Linked DNA regions of Homo sapiens: all the other regions are linked to region 1. The links are chromatin contacts, found by Hi-C or POLR2A ChIA-PET in ENCODE. All regions are on one chromosome and are shown on one strand. The core of a region is the stretch at or near the end of the contact, and the rest is flanking DNA. Distances in the headings are between cores, read along the strand shown. Region 1 holds the start of DENND1A (DENN domain containing 1A). Region 2 holds the start of NEK6 (NIMA related kinase 6). Region 3 has its middle 39 kb from the start of NEK6. Region 4 has its middle 61 kb from the start of NEK6.

What was found. Hi-C counts contacts between places; a loop is a spot of excess contacts on that map. ChIA-PET counts read pairs that join two places held with the same protein, here RNA polymerase II (POLR2A). Pooled maps may share reads with other maps.
Region 2: a loop to region 1 is called in a pooled map, with 6 times the contacts of the local background. The contact joins the promoter of NEK6 here to the promoter of DENND1A in region 1. A Hi-C loop is called at or near these places in 4 of 37 single-sample maps with no recorded cell type and 9 of 50 pooled maps. POLR2A ChIA-PET finds 5 or more read pairs at or near these places in 1 of 52 experiments (GM10248).
Region 3: a pooled map shows a loop between it and region 1 (3-fold over the local background). The contact joins the enhancer-like site here to the promoter of DENND1A in region 1. A Hi-C loop is called at or near these places in 7 of 37 single-sample maps with no recorded cell type and 10 of 50 pooled maps.
Region 4: a loop to region 1 is called in a map with no recorded cell type, with 9 times the contacts of the local background. The contact joins the enhancer-like site here to the promoter of DENND1A in region 1. A Hi-C loop is called at or near these places in 8 of 37 single-sample maps with no recorded cell type and 10 of 50 pooled maps.

What each region holds. Positions count from the first base shown.
Region 1 is chr9:123,928,019-123,932,056 of GRCh38, reverse strand. DENND1A (DENN domain containing 1A) reads left to right here and starts at 1,931. Exons shown (of 24, transcript NM_001352964.2): 1 at 1,931-2,168. The coding sequence starts at 2,152. RefSeq lists a silencer at 1,705-2,194 and enhancers at 2,545-2,744, 2,374-3,059, 2,995-3,074.
Region 2 is chr9:124,255,652-124,259,689 of GRCh38, reverse strand. NEK6 (NIMA related kinase 6) reads right to left here and starts at 1,741. Exons shown (of 10, transcript NM_014397.6): 1 at 1,605-1,741. It overlaps LOC613206 (a long non-coding RNA gene), which reads left to right. Exons shown (of 2, transcript NR_149024.1): 2 at 196-480. RefSeq lists an enhancer at 179-1,124 and silencers at 1,162-1,531, 1,592-1,721.
Region 3 is chr9:124,216,730-124,220,767 of GRCh38, reverse strand. No RefSeq gene overlaps it. Among named protein-coding and RNA genes, the nearest start is that of NEK6, 39 kb to the left of the region's middle. RefSeq lists enhancers at 1,659-2,018, 2,589-2,748, 3,658-3,737. Within about 2 kb of position 1,952, at least 16 of the 41 ENCODE cell types and tissues checked have a DNase peak (open chromatin) inside an H3K27ac peak, as active enhancers do.
Region 4 is chr9:124,195,276-124,199,313 of GRCh38, reverse strand. No RefSeq gene overlaps it. Among named protein-coding and RNA genes, the nearest start is that of NEK6, 61 kb to the left of the region's middle. Within about 2 kb of position 1,778, at least 9 of the 41 ENCODE cell types and tissues checked have a DNase peak (open chromatin) inside an H3K27ac peak, as active enhancers do.

The DNA.
Region 1 (4,038 bases), core at 682-3,181:
ACTAAAACATACACTTGTCTAATCATTTGCATAAAATCTGCCAGTCAATGCTGAAGCCAGAATTAGAAGCCACGTTCCTAACTCCCAGTCCAGTGCTCTCTCCTCAGACCACCCTGCTGTCTCTGAGGCCACCTGAGCAGACACATAATCCCCACCTTCTACCTCCCTCTCCAACACACACACACACACACACACACACACACACACACACACACACCCCACCCAGCAGGCACCCAGACATATTTGTGGCCAGGATGGCTACAACCTCCTTTGAAAAGCAGCCAGCTTTGCCCTCCACCAATAACTTTGTTTTATTTATAGTCTCCTGCTCAGAGCTTTTGAACTGGCTCCCATTCCAGGGAAGATCTTGATAGCAACTGTTCCTTGGAGAAGTTTCATAGGTGAATAAACACCACAGAGCTCCTGCCTGTCTAGCAGAGCTTTGCTCCTGGGGGTGTTTACAAGTCGGTATTGGTGTCTGGGTGCATAAGACTTTAAATTCAAAATGACAGTTTGGACATTTTCACTTTTTTTTTGGTTTTCATTTTAAAAAGTTTACCCTTTGACTTCAACAACCTAAAGGCAGAGGCAAAAGGGAGAAACTATCTTTATTCAGAAGGTGACTCCAACAGAAGAAGTCTTCTACGACTTATCTTCTGGCTTTCTTTCCTCCCATCCTGGCCGGGAGCTAGGACGCAGGACCAGTTACGTAGAGGCTATGGGGTGGGGGTAGGGTGGGGAGGCACTCCATGCATTTATAAGAACTAAAATGGCAGAAGTGATGAATGGCATTTCGGGACAGAAAATTGGAAAAAAAAAAAAAAAAAGGAAAAAAAGCCTAATATTAAAAATGTCTTTGGACTTGTGGCCAAAGGTGCCACCTTAAAGCATGACTATGTCACAGGTGTCTGGAATGATTCAGTCTGGACACTAATCTTGGCTTCTTCACTCGTTGCTAGTTATGTGACCTTGGGAATGTGGCTCAGTTTCCTCTTTGTAAATTAGGGAGATGAACACAGGATTATTGTGAGGATTGGCACTAATGATGTACGGAAATACTGTGTCTGATGCAGAAAGGGCACTCACCCGCTCATTAAAGGGTGGCTAATGGTAGCTGTGATTATTGCTTCCTTTATGATCCCTCTGGCCCTAGAGGGGATGAAATTGAGGTGTTCATGGAAGTGAATCCCAAGGGGGAGCAGGGGTAGGTAGCAGGCTGGTGATCTCGGCTCTCAAATCCTTTCATTTGCATTGAGTTAATCTCTATCAGGGACTGTTGTGTTAACAGGAGGCTTCGATGTTGGAGTTCCCAAAACGGCTGATAAAGGGAGGCAGAGGTCCTCAGCGGGAGGGCAGAGCTGAGCCACCACGTGGGTCCACGAAGCCCCCAGGTGGCTTTCCTGTAGGTATGTGGGGTCTCCTTCAAGCTCTAAGGGGAAAGGAAGAGGAAAGGCCTTCAGATGGGGAAGTGGACGGTGTGATGGAGAAGAGGTTCTGCACGGAACTTACTGGAAGGTGCGGGATGTTAAAGGGAAAACGTGTTTTCATGGAGGCCTGGGCGGGGGATTAGCTCTCCGTTAGAGAGGCTGGGTGGGAGGCCTCCAATGGGAGGATTGGTGGCGGTTTCATCGGGAGGGCTTGGGGTCTCCATGAGAGGATTAGGGTCTCTTCAGGGCGGCTGTGAGTGGAGGTTTCCAGCGGGGCGCAGTGGGGTGCAGATGTGTAAGGGCCTGCAACGGAACGCCAGAGTCCTCCGGGGCCCGCGCCCTGGGAGACGTGCGGGTGACCGCGCTCCCGCCCCGCCCCCACCGGCCACGGCCCCGCCCCCGCGAGCGGACTACACTTCCCAGCAGCCCCAGCGGGCAGCGGCGGCGGCAGCGCGGGCGGGAGGGGCGGTGGTGAGAGGCGGAGGGGGCGGCGCGCGCCGGGCACGCGCGCCGGCGACCATGGCGTTCGCCGGGCTGGAGCGAGTACATTAACCCCTGGAGGCGGCGGCGGCGGCGAGGGAGCGAGCCTCGAGCGGGCGGGCCCCAGCCTGAGGGAAGGGAGGAAGGGGCGGGGAGAGCGCCAGAGGGAGGCCGGTCGGCCGCGGGCGGGCGGGCAGCGCAGCGCCGAGCGGGGCCCGCGGGCCCATGAGGAGGCCTGGGGACCATGGGCTCCAGGATCAAGTGAGTGCGGCCGGGCCGGGCGGAGCCGGGCCGGGCGCGGGGCGGCGAGGCCGGGCCAGGGCTGCAGGCCGCGGGCCGCGCGGGGGACTTGTTGCCGAGACCAGAGGGGCGCCCCGCGTGACGCCGGCACGCGGGGAGGGGGACGGTTGCTATGGCGATCCAGGGAGGCGCGGGGGCGGGGTGCGCGCGGGGTGGCAGGGCGCCGGGGGTCAGGTGTCCCCTCCTCACCTGGGGGTCGGAACAGCTGAGATTACAGGGCGGCCCCCTCCCCGGGTTTACGGAGAGCCCCTGAAAATGGTCCTTCAACTGTGGGGAAGGGGAGTGGGAAAGCCCCGGAAGCACCTCCCCATGTTTGGGCATGTTTGGGGCGCCCCTGAAAGTTGGCAGGTCCGGAGAGGTTGCAGCCTGGCCGCTTGAGGCCTGCGGCCCCCACAGAAGTCGCGTGAGGTTCTTAGAGGGAGGGGCCGCTCATGGTGTGGCCACCTAAGGTGTGGATGGCCGGGGAGGAAGGCCTGTCTCTCTATTTCCCCCCTCTTATCTGTGAAAATCTCCACGCAGCAAGGTCCAAAGGCTGTGAAGGAGGATACCTCTGTGTTGTAACCGAGCACCTGCTCTTGATAATCGTTGGAAAGGCTTTGTAACTCAATCTGGCGAATTCCCTCACTCATTCATTCACCTGGAGTTCCCGGTGGAGGGTTAGCTTTCCGGGGAAATTGTTGATACATGTAACTTCAGAATCCACTGAAACATTGTTGCTGTCCTTGTAGACTTAGAAGTTGACTTTGGAAAGTGCAACTCTTAAGCGGTCCAATTTGGGTGTGTGGCTTTCGACTCTATCTCCCCTCCCAGCCAGGTCCTCTTGTGGCCTCTCCCTTCCTCTGCCCCAGAACTGGAGATGTTTTATCTCTAATTACTAACAAATGTTCACTTTTTCCTCTGTGACTAATAGAATTGTTTAAGGGCATTAAAAAGCAAAGTTGACAGCATAGGCTTTTCTGTAAAACAACTTTCCTAGGACACTTTAAACCCTCTTACAAGAAAGTTTGTGGAATGTGTTTATTTCAGCATTTTGAGAATTGTACTAGGGAAGTTTGAAAGGAGAAGGGCCTTAAGGGTGAAACTAATAATTATTCAAACATTGCATCTCATGTCCAGGTGATGCCCGTGCAGTGTGACCCTTGCCCAGCCTTGCAGTCCCCCGTGTGGTTAGGCTTCTCATTTACAAAATATGTATGAGATGCGCTGCAGCAGCCTTGAGACATCTGCTGAATGAAACTAGAAAAGTTTGCTTATGGTAATGAAAATGGAAGAGTCGCATGAACACTCTGTTAAATCTTTATTTTTGTGGAAATGAGAAAAAAGTTAGAAGCATGCTCCAAACAAGAGCTTGAGAGGCTTGGGAGGTAAAAAGATGTCGTTTGTGAAACATTGGGATTAAAGAGGCACTCAAGTTTAGCTCCTGCTTCCAAGTAAGAGTTGTAAACTTGGATTTCAATAGCACTTAGAAACACTTTCCAGAAGCCAACTTAGAGTTGCAGAGTATGCGTGAGGACACTTACCCTTCTTGTTACAGAAAAGTTCAGAAACTTGCCTGACATGAAGCAGTGAGTGTCAGAACCAGTATTAAAATCCAGCAAGTAAAAGTTCAGATGGCTAGCCATCAAATCTCTCTGTTGCTCTCCAAGGTAGCAGGTTGACAAATACATTTCTCAAATGTGTTTTGTGGAACCCATCGCTAATTCTGAGCACTTGGGTTAGGGAATTTACTAAGGCATGGAATTGTATTAAGCGTGAAATGAGTATGAAGAATAGCCTTATTGATCTTGAAACTAGACTACTCTGTGATAAAAACTTAGGCTTGGGAAATATG
Region 2 (4,038 bases), core at 492-2,991, 330 kb before region 1:
GCTCTCTGCCAGGGAGTGACTCATTCCACGGCTCCCCACAGGCATATTTTATTTGGGGGTGGGGGACGCAGCGAGGGCTTGGCCTTGATGGGGGAAGGAGAGGGGGCATTTCCAGCAAACCCAGAAGGTGTTTTCTTTTTTTCATTTTCAGGAGAAAAAAGAAAAAGAATGTGGGTCTTTTTTGCTTCCTTCCAGGTTTTGTTTGCTAAAAGAAGACGTCCAAAGTTCATTCGGTAAGCTCAAACTCGCTGAGTCCAAACTCGCTGAGTCCGGGGCAGGCGCTTCCAGACGGCTCTGCGTCCCTTTCAATGAAATTCTTCTTCCATTAACGACAGGGTTTTTAAACGTGCCTCCAAGACCTGCCTGCACGTACTGTACACCAAACTAAGGCGACATTTTCCCCCAAAAAAGGCAAGCTGAATTTGGAAAAGTCAGACCAACTAGGGAGCTCTGGAATTTCTAAAGTTTGCCTTAAAGCAATTAAGACTTTCAGCTGCAAAGATTTTCAACAGTTAGAGAGCACGCACACACACAAAAGCCTGTCAGTCAAAACTGCAAGGACAGACCTCGGAAGCTGGTGTCCCAAGCCCGCTGTGATCAATTTGTTACTGTCCTGGGATTCACACTTGGAGCCTAGGAGAGGTATAAATAAATCAAAAGATCCGTCTACTTAGCAGGGCAGGCAGAGAGGCCCCCACATACACAGGCAAGTCTAGGGTCAGCCCCCCAGGCCTGGCTGGAGAGAGACAAGAACAAAGACAGGAGAGCCTGGAGGATATTTAGGAAAACACACGTCCTCGGGTGCCCGGCCGAGGGGCCCACCACAGCCTCCGCTCGCCCAGCCTGTGTATGCAGAGAGGGTCCTGCCAGTGGCCCTGCCGCAGCCTGGCTCTAAGACCTTTGCCTCTGTCAGGCCCAGCCAGGCTCTGAGTCTGCCCTCCTGGCCCCTGGTTCACCGGATCAGGCCCAGCCCCGACCCCCAGCCCATGCCAGGCCGCTTCTCTCTCCACGGGCTCCCTGGCTCGGGGGCCATCACTGTGCAAAGGCCTGGTGGGCGCAAAGGGGGCCGGCCCCTCAACCTCAGTAATAAACACGCTCGCACGGCCCTGCACACTCGTTATACTCACACCCACACAGGCATACTTTCGCCCTTCTAGGCTCACGCATGTGCTTGCACACAAATCACTTTGGAATGCACACACGTGCACACACACACTCCCTGAGACCCGCACGTACTCCCTGCGGCGCCCGGCACACTCCTCCGCCCGTCGTCCCCACTCGGGAAGTGGGTAGCGGGGAGCCATGCCCGCGTCCCCGCACGCACTCACCCCAACAACGCCACCAGACGCTCCGGGGTGCACACGCACACCCGCCGGGGACGCGCACACCCCGGGACACGCGGACACGCCGCCCCCGCCCGCCCGGCCGCCGACACGCTCAGCCCCGCGCGGCCACACTCGCGCCCGCCTCCCGCTCTCCCCCGCGGAGCCGTGGGCGCGCGCCCGCCCTCGGCCCGGCTGGGGGTGACGGCCCCGCCGCCCGGCCCCCGCCCTTCTCCGGGCCGCGGGGCCCCACCGGCCCGGCCCCAGCCCCAGGCGACTCACCGGCGCGCGGGCGGGCTCGGCTGCCGCTGGGGGACCGGTGCGCTGGCCCGCGGGCGGCTGGAGCGGTGCGTCCCACACGAGTTTGCGGCGCAGCGGCCGCACGCCCGTCAGCTCGGTTCCGCCGCCGCCGCCACCGCCTGCGCGGGCCCGCGCGCCCGCGCGCCCGCCCCTCCCCGCCGCGGGGCCGCGCCGCCCCCAGCGCTCGTGCGCGCTGCCGCCACGCAAGCTTGAGGGGCGGGGGGCGCCCCGGCGGCGTCCTTCCTGGGCCTGGACCCCTCGACTCCGCCGAGTTCTGCGGCCGATCCGCTCGGCCGAGGAACCCCTTCCCCATTTCAGAGATGGGAAGACTGAGGCCCAGACTCACAGGGCGCAGGCCGGCGTCTCCCCATCTTCTCCGGCTCTAGACTTATGATGAGGGTCTGCAGTCAGCCAACCCTTGGACTCCTGTGCGTCTTCGGATTCCCCATCGCCTAGCATTGCTCCTACCACAGCCCTAGTCATACTGAAATTGGCACAGTAACAAGCACTTATTGTGCACCAGCTGAATGCAGGCACTGAAGTAGGCTCCAAGAGTATTCCGATGAGGGGAAGGCCCTGCCCCCTGCCCTCAAAGTGCCAGCGACTCTTCATCTGGAGCTCCCACTTCCTGTGGCCCCCGGGGGACCAGCAAGAGCCAATGTGCAGAGGTTTCTGGAAGTAGTAAAAGTCCCCACTAAAGAATGTTGAACGCCCCCTCTAGAAGTCAGAGCCTCCCTGAGACCCAAGCAGCTCAGTTCTCACTTCACCTCCTCCCCGCACCGAGAGCGGCCGCTCCTGGCTGGGCTGTTTCCACCCCTGCTGCCTCCCCTCCACATTCAAAACTGTGCTGCACCCCAGGAGGGCTGGAGCCAGGGACACTGACTGCCTGCTTGGGCGCAGCACTGTACTGGGCACAGGGTGAATGCCCGTCTGGCTTCTGTTTGCCAAATGAGTGGAAGTGCTTCAACTGGCCGTGATCTGTAATAATGACACCAACGGAGCGTCCACCACGTGTGCCAACGTTACCCTTGTGCCCATTTTACAGATGGGCTTTGAGGCTTAGAAATGAAATTTCAGGCTGGGTGCGGTGGCTCACACCTGTAATCCCAGTACTATGGGAGGCTGAGGTGGGAGGATGCCTTGAGGCTGGGAGTTTGAGGCCAGCCTGGGCAATATAGCAAAACCCCATGTCTACAGAAAAATGTAAGAATTAGCTGGGTGTGGTAGTGCCTGCCTGCAGTCCCAGCTACTCGGGACGCTGAGGCGGGAGGGTCTCTTGAGCATAGGAGTTAGCAGCTGCAGTGAGCTATGATCGCACCACTGCACTCCAACCTGGACAACAACAATAAAAAGCAAATTCTTTTGTTCAAAGTCACCCAGATGGTAAGTGGTTGAGCTGGAAAGTGCACGGCAGATTGTCTAATTCCAGTGCCTGTGTGGCCAATCACTAGGCAGCCCTGCCTCAGGAACAGCATAGCCCTGGGCTTCTGGAACAAGAGGGCAGACGAGGCAGCAGCTGGCCCACAGGAGCGGGCCTGGTCCCAGCTCTTGTGGATGAAAATGCAGACATCACAAACCAATGGGGAGGAAATGGATTGTTCTGCAAATTGTTTAGCCGTTTAGCTGGAGATCTGTTTACAGCCTTGCCTCCCATGATATACACCACAATAAATGTCAGACAGATTGAAAAGTTAAATAGAAGAAATAAACACTGCAACAAATAATAGAAAGAAATCGAAGTTCTGAGACAGCGTATTGCAGTGTTACTAGAGGATTTGTGATACTGGCCATATTCATGCAGCAAACATTAGTTCAGTCATTGGTTCACCCGACACATCTATGAGCACCTTCCATGGGCCAGGTACTTTTCTAGGCACTGGGATAAAGGAGTGAACAAAATATGGCCCTTTCTTGGGGCTTCAGTCAAGGGGGAGGGATGGGGTGGGAGGAAGACACTGAATATCTGCCATTTCAAGGATAAGAAGTTTGGGCCGGGCGCGGTGGCTCACGCCTGTAATCCCAGCACTTTGGGAGGCCGACGCAGGCGGATCACAAGGTCAGGAGATCGAGACCATCCTGGATAACACGGTGAAACCCTGTCTCTACTAAAAATACAAAAAAATAGCCGGGCATGGTGGCAGGCGCCTGTAGTCCCAGCTACTTGGGAGGCTGAGGCAGGAGAATGGCGTGAACCCGGGAGGCGAAGTTTGCAGTGAGCCGAGATCGCGCCACTACACTCCAGCCTCAGTGACAGAGCGAGACTCTGTCTCCAAAAAAAAAAAAAAAAGAAGTTTGGTGGAGAAATAACTCGGAAGGGTAGGAGGACCCAGGGGTGCTTTTTTATAGGGGGTGCTGGAAGAAGGCCTTTCTGATGAGGTGACATCTGAGCAGAGGCCTGAATGAGGGAGTGGGAGAA
Region 3 (4,038 bases), core at 703-3,202, 290 kb before region 1:
AAAAAGGTGAGAAGTCAGGTGTCAGGTGTTACCCTTGGGAGCAGATGCTGGTTATTGATCTGAGTTGGAGGCCCTGGGTAAAATTCTGAGAAGGAGAGCGGCGTTGAGCTTGAGTGAGGCTGACTGGGGAGAGAGCTGTTGATGGTGAAATGGGAAGGGGGCATAGTGTAATGGTTAAGGGTGGGACTTAGGAGCCCAACAGTTTGGTTCAGATCAGCTCTGCCATTTACTAGTTGCGTGACTTGATCTCTCCATGCCTCAGTTTTCTCTTCTGTTAAATAGGAGTCATAGTGATCACAGTACTTGCTTCATAGAACTGTCATGAGAACTAGCGTGTTGCATAAGCGATTGCTAGGATCATTGTTGAGTCCTTACGCTGAGCCAGTACTCTACCAAACACTCTACCTACATTATCCTATTTCATTCTTAAAAACAAAATATCGGCCGGGCACTGTGGCTCACGCCTGTAATCCCAGCACTTTGGGAGGCTGAGGCAGGTGGATAACGAGGTCAGGAGATGGAGACCGTCCTGGCTAACACAGTGAAACCCCGTCTCTACTAAAAATACAAAAAATTAGCTGGGCGTGCTTGCAGGCGCCTGTAGTCCCAGTTACTTGGGAGGCTGAGGCAGGAAAATGGCCTGAACCCGGGAAGCGGAGCTTGCAGTGAGCCGAGATCGCGCCACTGCACTCCAGCCTGGAAGACAGAGTGAGATTCTGTCTCAAAAAAAAATATCGGCCAGGCGCGGTGGCTCACACCTGTAATCTCAGCACTTTGGGAGGCCAAAGTGGGCGGATCACCTGAGGTCAGAAGTTGGAGACCAGCCTGGCCAACATGGCAAAACCTCGTCTCTACTAAAAATACAAAAATTAGCCGGGTGTGGTAGCACATGCCTGTAATCCCAGCTACTAGGGAGGCTGAGGCAGGAGAATTGTTTGAACCCAGGGGGCGGAGGTTGCAGCAAATCGAGATCACGCCACTGCACTCCAGCCTGGGCGACAGAGGGAGATTCCATCTAAAAAATAAAAAAATAAATTAAAAAAGGTCCTTTTTATTCCCATTTTTACATGTGAAAATACTGAAGCTCTGAGACATAAAGCAACTAGGTTGAGGACGAGCATCAGTAGGAAGTAGAATATGACTGCAAAGTCCTATCCCTGGGCGGCTGCACCATTCCCTGTTTTGTTTCTCAGTCCTTCCATTGGAAGACAAGCCCCTGTATTAAATCCCTTCTGTTCAAAACCTAGGGCATTTCAGGCTTCCTGATGAGATGCTGCCTGATACAGTAGTTACTGTTTATTGTGGGTTTCCTGGGAACGGGCACTCTTCTATGCACTTTACATACAGTAATGTATCTAATCATGCCCTGCTCATCCTATGCATTAAGTGCTATGATCTCACTCGACAGCAGAGGAAGGAGAGGGGAAGCCACTTGCCTGGGATCCTGCAGCTCATGAGGGGCAGAGCTGGGGTTTGAGGACATGAGGTTCAAATCCAGAATCCACATCCTGACCCATGGCAGGAGACCACCCTACTTGCTGTTGGCCATCACTACTGCCAGGCAGCAGCCAGCCCACCAGAGCCTGGCCCTGGTGGCAACCAGTTAGCCTCTGTGACCTCCCCATCTGACTCCATCTTCCCCCTCTGCTGTGGACCTTGTCTAATTTCTACCCACTTCAGAGACTAGGACAAAGATGGCATCTCCAAGGCATTCTCTTCTCCAAGCTGAAGACCCCTGTGTCTGGGAGGGGCTGGGAGGTGAGGTGGGGCCTTCCTGGAGGATACTAAAAGGGCTCCTAACCCTGGTGTCTCTTCCCTCCCAGCCTGTCCCTCTTATGCCACTCATGGCATCAATCCGTCCAGAGGGACACTCCGATGACTCACCCACCACAGCACTTTCACTTCCTTCTTCTCCAGAGGAGGCGTCTGACCTGCTGCAGCTGCACTGAAGGGCCTCTTCTCAGGGGCTTCCAAGGCTATAGGGGGCGGCCAGGGGCCCTGCTGCAGCCTTGAGGTCCAGGCCTGGGGCCTAGAGTGCTGCCTCTGTAGGGAGCAGAGTGACCGGAGGGGCTTTGGGCCTCCTTGCTAGAGACTGGCTTCAGCTGAACCCTGTCCAAATTGTCAGTCACCCTCAACACCCATGCAGGGTTGGCACACAGGGAGATGGACCTTGAGTTTTTTTTTGAGACAGAGTCTCACTCTGTCGCCTAGGCTGCAGTGCAGTGCAGTGGTGCGATCACAGTTCACTGCAGTCTCCACTAACGGGGCTCAAGCAATTCTCCCACCTCAGCCTCTCGAGTAGCTGGGATGACAGGTGCATGCCACAACGCCCAGTTAATTTTTGTAGAGATGGGGTTTTACCATGTTGCCCAGGCTGGTCTTGAACTCCTGGGCCCAAGCGATCCGCCCACCTCAGCCTCCAAAAGTATTGGGATTACAAGGGTGAGCCACCATACCCAGCTGACCTGGAGTTTTAAAGCTGGAGTTGTATCTCTCATACTTCCTGATGGCATTGAAGGGACCCATATTCATTCATTCACTCATTCATTTACTCCTTTATTCCCTCATGTAACAAATCTGTCCTGGGCTTCTATATACCAAGCAGTCCCTAGGGTACCAAGAAACCAGGGCTCGCCCTCTGCCCATGAGGAGCTCATGGCCCATCTATGGGTGGGGGTTGTGGGAGTGGCGGGTAGCAGGGCGGATCCATAAATAGAAAACCCCGGTACAGTGAAAGCGGGCCTTGGAGAGGGCTGGGGAAGCCCAGGCAGTGCAGTGGTTGTGGTTAAGTCACAGGGCACCGCAGGGTGGACCTAGGATTTGTGAAGTCTGAAGCTTTTCAATTTTGGAAGCCCCATCTGTAGAAACAGAATACAAAATTAGATTCAAAAGCATTTATTTAGAAGGAGAAAACAAAACCCAAGACAGTATCAAGGGCTTGGAGATACTTCTGAGATCCCTTCACACAGTTTACCAGAAATGTTTACATGGAAATGCTTCCTCATTACAAGCTGGTTTCCCTCTCTCCCTAGAGTACTCTATAGCTCCCAGCTACTCCAGGGGTGCTGGGAAGGGCAAGGCTGAAAATGAAGCTTTGCTAGGGTCACAATGCAGCCTCCTTGGAGCAGGCAAGTTGCACAACACTGATCCCATCCCAGTCTCAGAGGATAGTGCATGGTTCAATGACCTAGCTGTGGAGTCAGACCTGGGTCACACTCCCCACTCAGCCATTTTCTGACTATGCCACCTTGGGGAAGTTGCTCATCTCTGAGCCTTGGTTCACTCGTCTGTAACATGAAGCTATTGATAGAACCACACATTGTGTTTTTGTAAACATTCAATGAGATCATCCATGCAGAGCAGTTCATAAACATGAAGCACTGGATGAACGCCACTGTCACAGTGAATGCCACTATTCATGATGAAGGTCTGTGGCTGTCTTGTCCTGCCTCTCTCTCTCTCTCTCTCTCTCTCTGTGTGTGTGTGTGTGTGTGTGTGTGTGTGTGTGTGTGTGTGTGGTGGGTGGTCAGGGAAGGCTTCCCAGAAGAGGTGACATTGGTGTTGGGCCCTAAAGGAAAATGTAGAGAAGGGCATTCCAGGCAAAGAGAATGGTGCATGAAGTGACTGGTGTCTTGAGGAAGGGAAGAAGCCCAGCCAGCCAGGAGCAACCTAGAGGGATTCTCTAGCCTCTGGGTGGCCATATTAGGGCTGGGCCTGAGCTTCCCAGGCCCTCCTGGTTGCAGCCCCAAGGCTGCAGCCTGGCAGAGGCCAACTGTTGTGTCTGGGTGGGTGGGGGGTGCCCAGCTTGGTCTCTGCTATGCTGGCAGAAGTTTCAGCCTCTCACCTCTCTGCCTCCCCTGTTTCCGGTCCTCCACTTCCTTCCCCTCCACAGACCACAGAGGCGTTTCAGAGGAAGCTGCTACTTATTTTAGCAGTAATCCCCGGACACCCCCACCCACAGCTGCCCCTGGCCCCCTTACAAGGCACCAAGTCACCCTCTGAGCCCCAGCCCACGGCACTCATAAGTGAGGAACAGGC
Region 4 (4,038 bases), core at 529-3,028, 270 kb before region 1:
TGCTGCACCCAAGGGAAAAGCTAGCTCTAGGTTTTTGAACTTAGAAAGCAGCTTCATCAACTTCTGCATTGGGGCTTAAGCACCTCCAGGTAGAGACCTCCTGAGTGAGCATAAAGCTTTCCATCACAGACCCAGGAGCTGCCCAGGTCTTAGGGGCTGGAGCTGTCAGGAAGGGTCTGGCGCTGGGTCAAGGCACAGGAAAGGTCTGTGTGGAACAGAGGCTGGTGCAGCAAAGGCTCAGGGGCCAGGGCCTGGGTGCGGTGGCTCATGCCTGTAATCCCAGTACTTTGGGAGGCCAAGGCAGGTGGGTCACCAGGAGTTCAAGACCAGCCTGGCCAACGTGGTGAAACCCCAGCTCTACTAAAAATACAAAAATTAGCTGGGTGTGGTGGTGGGCAAGTGTAATCCCAGTTACTTGGAGGCTGACCTGGGAGAAACGCTTGAACCTGGGAGGCAGTGGTTGCAGTGAGCCGAGATCATGCCACTGCACTCCAGCCTGGGCAACAGAGCAAGACTCTGTCTCAAAAAGAAAACAAAAAGCAAAAAACATGCTCAGAGGCCAGCCCAGCTGAGGTGCCCTGGTCAGATTCATAGGTCCATGGAAGACTCCATTTGGGAACAACCCGAACTCTCTTGTTGGGGCAGAAGGTGGGAGATTTGTGGTAGACTAGGGTTCTGGGACAAGGAGGTGGGCCTTGGGGCTGGGTGCTGGATGTGCCTCTCCACGTGATCTTCTTGCACCCAAAGGACATGGTGAGGCCTGTTCAGCCTTATGTCATGGCCTGAGGTTCCCAAGTTCAACACCCACATCTTCCATAGATACAGAAGTCCCCAGTGGTCAGCCTCCAGTAAGAAGAGAGTAGGCAGCGGGGAACGCTGGCTTAATAAATAAGAAAATAACAAAAATAAGAAGAAACGGGCCAGGTGTGGTGTCTCATTCCTGTAATCCCAGCAATTTGGGAGGCTGAGGTGGGCAGGTGACTTGAGGTCGGGAGTTTGAGACCAGCCTTGCCAACATGGTGAAACCCCGTCTACCAAAAACACAAAAATTAGCCAGGTGTGGTGGTGCATGCCTGTAGTCCCAGCTACTTGAGAGACTGAGGCAGGAGAATCACTTGAACCTGGGAGGTGGAGGTTGTAGTGAGCCGAGATCACGCCACTGCACTCCAGCCTGGGCGACACAGCGAGACACCGTCTCAAATTAAAAAAAAAAAAAAAAAAGAAATGACATCAACAGTTGCATCTGTCCATAGTGTGTAGCGCAGCATTCAAGGAGATCCCTGAGGCATCTGGGGTGTCTGATATCCTATAGGCACCAAGGCTTCCTTAATGCTGCCCCCACCTGATTTTAGAGTGGGGACCGCAGAACAATGTCTGGTCCACAAAGAGCTCAGCCAGGCTGACCACGGAGGCTCAGTGGACTGAGAAGATGGTCAGAATGTGTGGTTTCAACAGCTAAACCCAGACACCCTGGTGTGCGTTTCTCAAATTAGCGATATGTGGGTGGTGGTAGAGGGCAGTAGATCTCACTGGTTGTAACCACAAGCATCCTGGGGCCGTACTGGCAGTGGGGGAAGATGGTGGAGGTAGGGGAAGAAGGGAGGAGTGGGGCAGGTAGGCGAGGACCACGGGAACTGTAGGACTTTAGGGAATTCAGATGTGTCATAGTCACTGTGGCCAGCAAGGCCTTGGGTCCTCTGCCCACACAACTTCATGTCGTCTTGCAACCACCCCACTGGGAGGGGCTGTTACTATCATTTCACAAATGAGGAAGCAGAGACTCAGAGACGGGAAGTACCATGTGCAGATATGAAGGGAATGGAGCTCAGCTAGCAGTCTACGTGACCGTGGCCAAGGGGCCAAGAGGACCAAAGCTCAATTCAGGTCAAAACCCGTCTCTGAGAGGGTCCAACTGGGCAGGCAGGTGTGGTGGGCATCTGTGCTCCTGGCCAGCCCTCCAGCTCCCTTCTCTTGTATCCTCCTCTCCCCTAGGTGGAACCTCAGGGGCCATATTTGTACCTCTCTGCTCCCCTAGCGACAGCTGATTAGACCAGAGGTGCAGGCTGATTTGAGCTGAGCCAATCAGCTTCTTTCTCCTGTGACTTTGGCTTTGAGAATCAGGGATACTGGGTTGCCTTCCTGGCTGGTTATTTGAAAGGAGGCATAAAGCTGGGCTGGACTGGCTGTGTTTGGCCACTTGCTCATAGAATGGCAGAGAGAAGACTCAATCATGGAAAGGTTGAAATGCAGTTATGGGAGGGAGAGACAGAGACAGGCAGAGACAAGATAGAAAGAGGCAGTCATGCAGGAGAGATACTGAGACAAGGCGGGGAGCGGGAGAGGGAGAGAGAAAGGAAGGAAAATAAGAAGGAAGACTGAGATAAAGAGAGAGATAGTCACAAGGAGCCTAAGACACTACCTCCAGATCTCCTGACAACTTTCTGGGTCCCTACTCCTGCCTTCCTGAAGCTGCTCCATGTCCAGCCTTGGATCTCTGGGACCCTCCTGTTTTAATAAATTCCCTTCTCTTCTTGGGCTGTTTTGAAGAAGCTTTCTTTCTTTTATTTTTTTTACTTGCAATTAAACCCCCTGACCTCATTGCATTCAATCTGTACATTGTTTTGGGAGTACAGATATTAATAATATTAATTCTTCTCATCCATGAGCATGAAATAGCTTTCCACTAATTTAGATCTTCAATTTCTTTATCAATGTTTTCTAGTTTTCAGTATACAAATATTACACCTCCTTGGTTAAATTTATTCCTCAGTATTTTTTTAATGCCTTTGTAGATAAGATTGCTTTCTTGATTTGTTTTTCACCTAGGCTGTTGTTTTTGTGTAGATCTGCTATTGACTTTTGTGTGTTGATTTTGCATCCTATGACTTCGCTGAATTTATTTATTAGATATAACAGGGTTTTTTTGTGTGGAATCTTTGGGATTTTCTGTATATAGAATCATGTCATCTGCAAATAGAGATCATTTTACTTCTTCCTTTCTGATTTAGATGACTTTTATTTCTTTTTCTTGTCTGATTGCTCTTGCTCATACTTCCAGTACCATGTTGAATAGAAGTGGAGAGAGTGGGCATCCTTGCCTTGTTCTAGATTTCAGTAGGAAAGTTTTTGATTGTTCCCCATTAATTATGGTGTTAGCTGTGGTTTTTTCATAAATGGCCTCTATTATGTCAAGAAACTTTCTTTCTATGCCAAAACTGTTAAGAGTTTTTATCCAGAAAGGATGCTGAACTTGGTCAAGTGCTTTTTCTGTTTCAACTGAGATGATTGTGTGGTTTTTATCTTTCATTCTGTTAATGTAACGTACCACATTGATTGATTTGTGCACATTAAACCAGTCTTGCCTGTCAGAAATAGACCCTACTTGGTTATGACATGTAGTCTTTTTTGTGTGTTCTTGATTTTGGCTTGCTTATATTTTATTAGGATTTTTACATCGATGTTCATTATAGAGATTGGCCTGTAGCTTCATTTTTTTGTGTGGTATCTTTGTCTGGCTTAGGTATTAAGGTGATTCTGGCCTCATAACAAGTGTTTGGAAATATTTCCTCTAGCTCTATTTTTTTGGTAGAGTTTAAGAAGAACTGATAATAATTCTTCGAATGGCTGGCCGAATTCAGCTATGAAGCCATCTGGTCCTAGGCTTTTCTTGGTTGGAAGATTTTAAATTACTTTTTTGATACAGTTTGGATGTTGTCCCCACCCAAATCTCATATTGAAATGTAATCCCCAGTGTTGGAGGTGTGGCCCGGTGGGAGGTGATGGGATCATGAGGGCGGATTTCTCATGAATGGCTTAGTACCATCCCCTTGGTGCTGCCCTCACCATAGTGAGTGAGCTCTCCTGAGATCTTATCATTTTAAACTCTGTGGCACCTCCCCCTCTCTCTCTTGCTCCCGCTCCCACCATGTGAGAGGCCTGGCTCCCCCTTCACCTTCCGCATAATTGTAAGTTTCCTGAGGCCTCCCCAGAAGCAGATGCCAATATTATGCTTCCTGTATGGCCTGCAGAACCATGAGC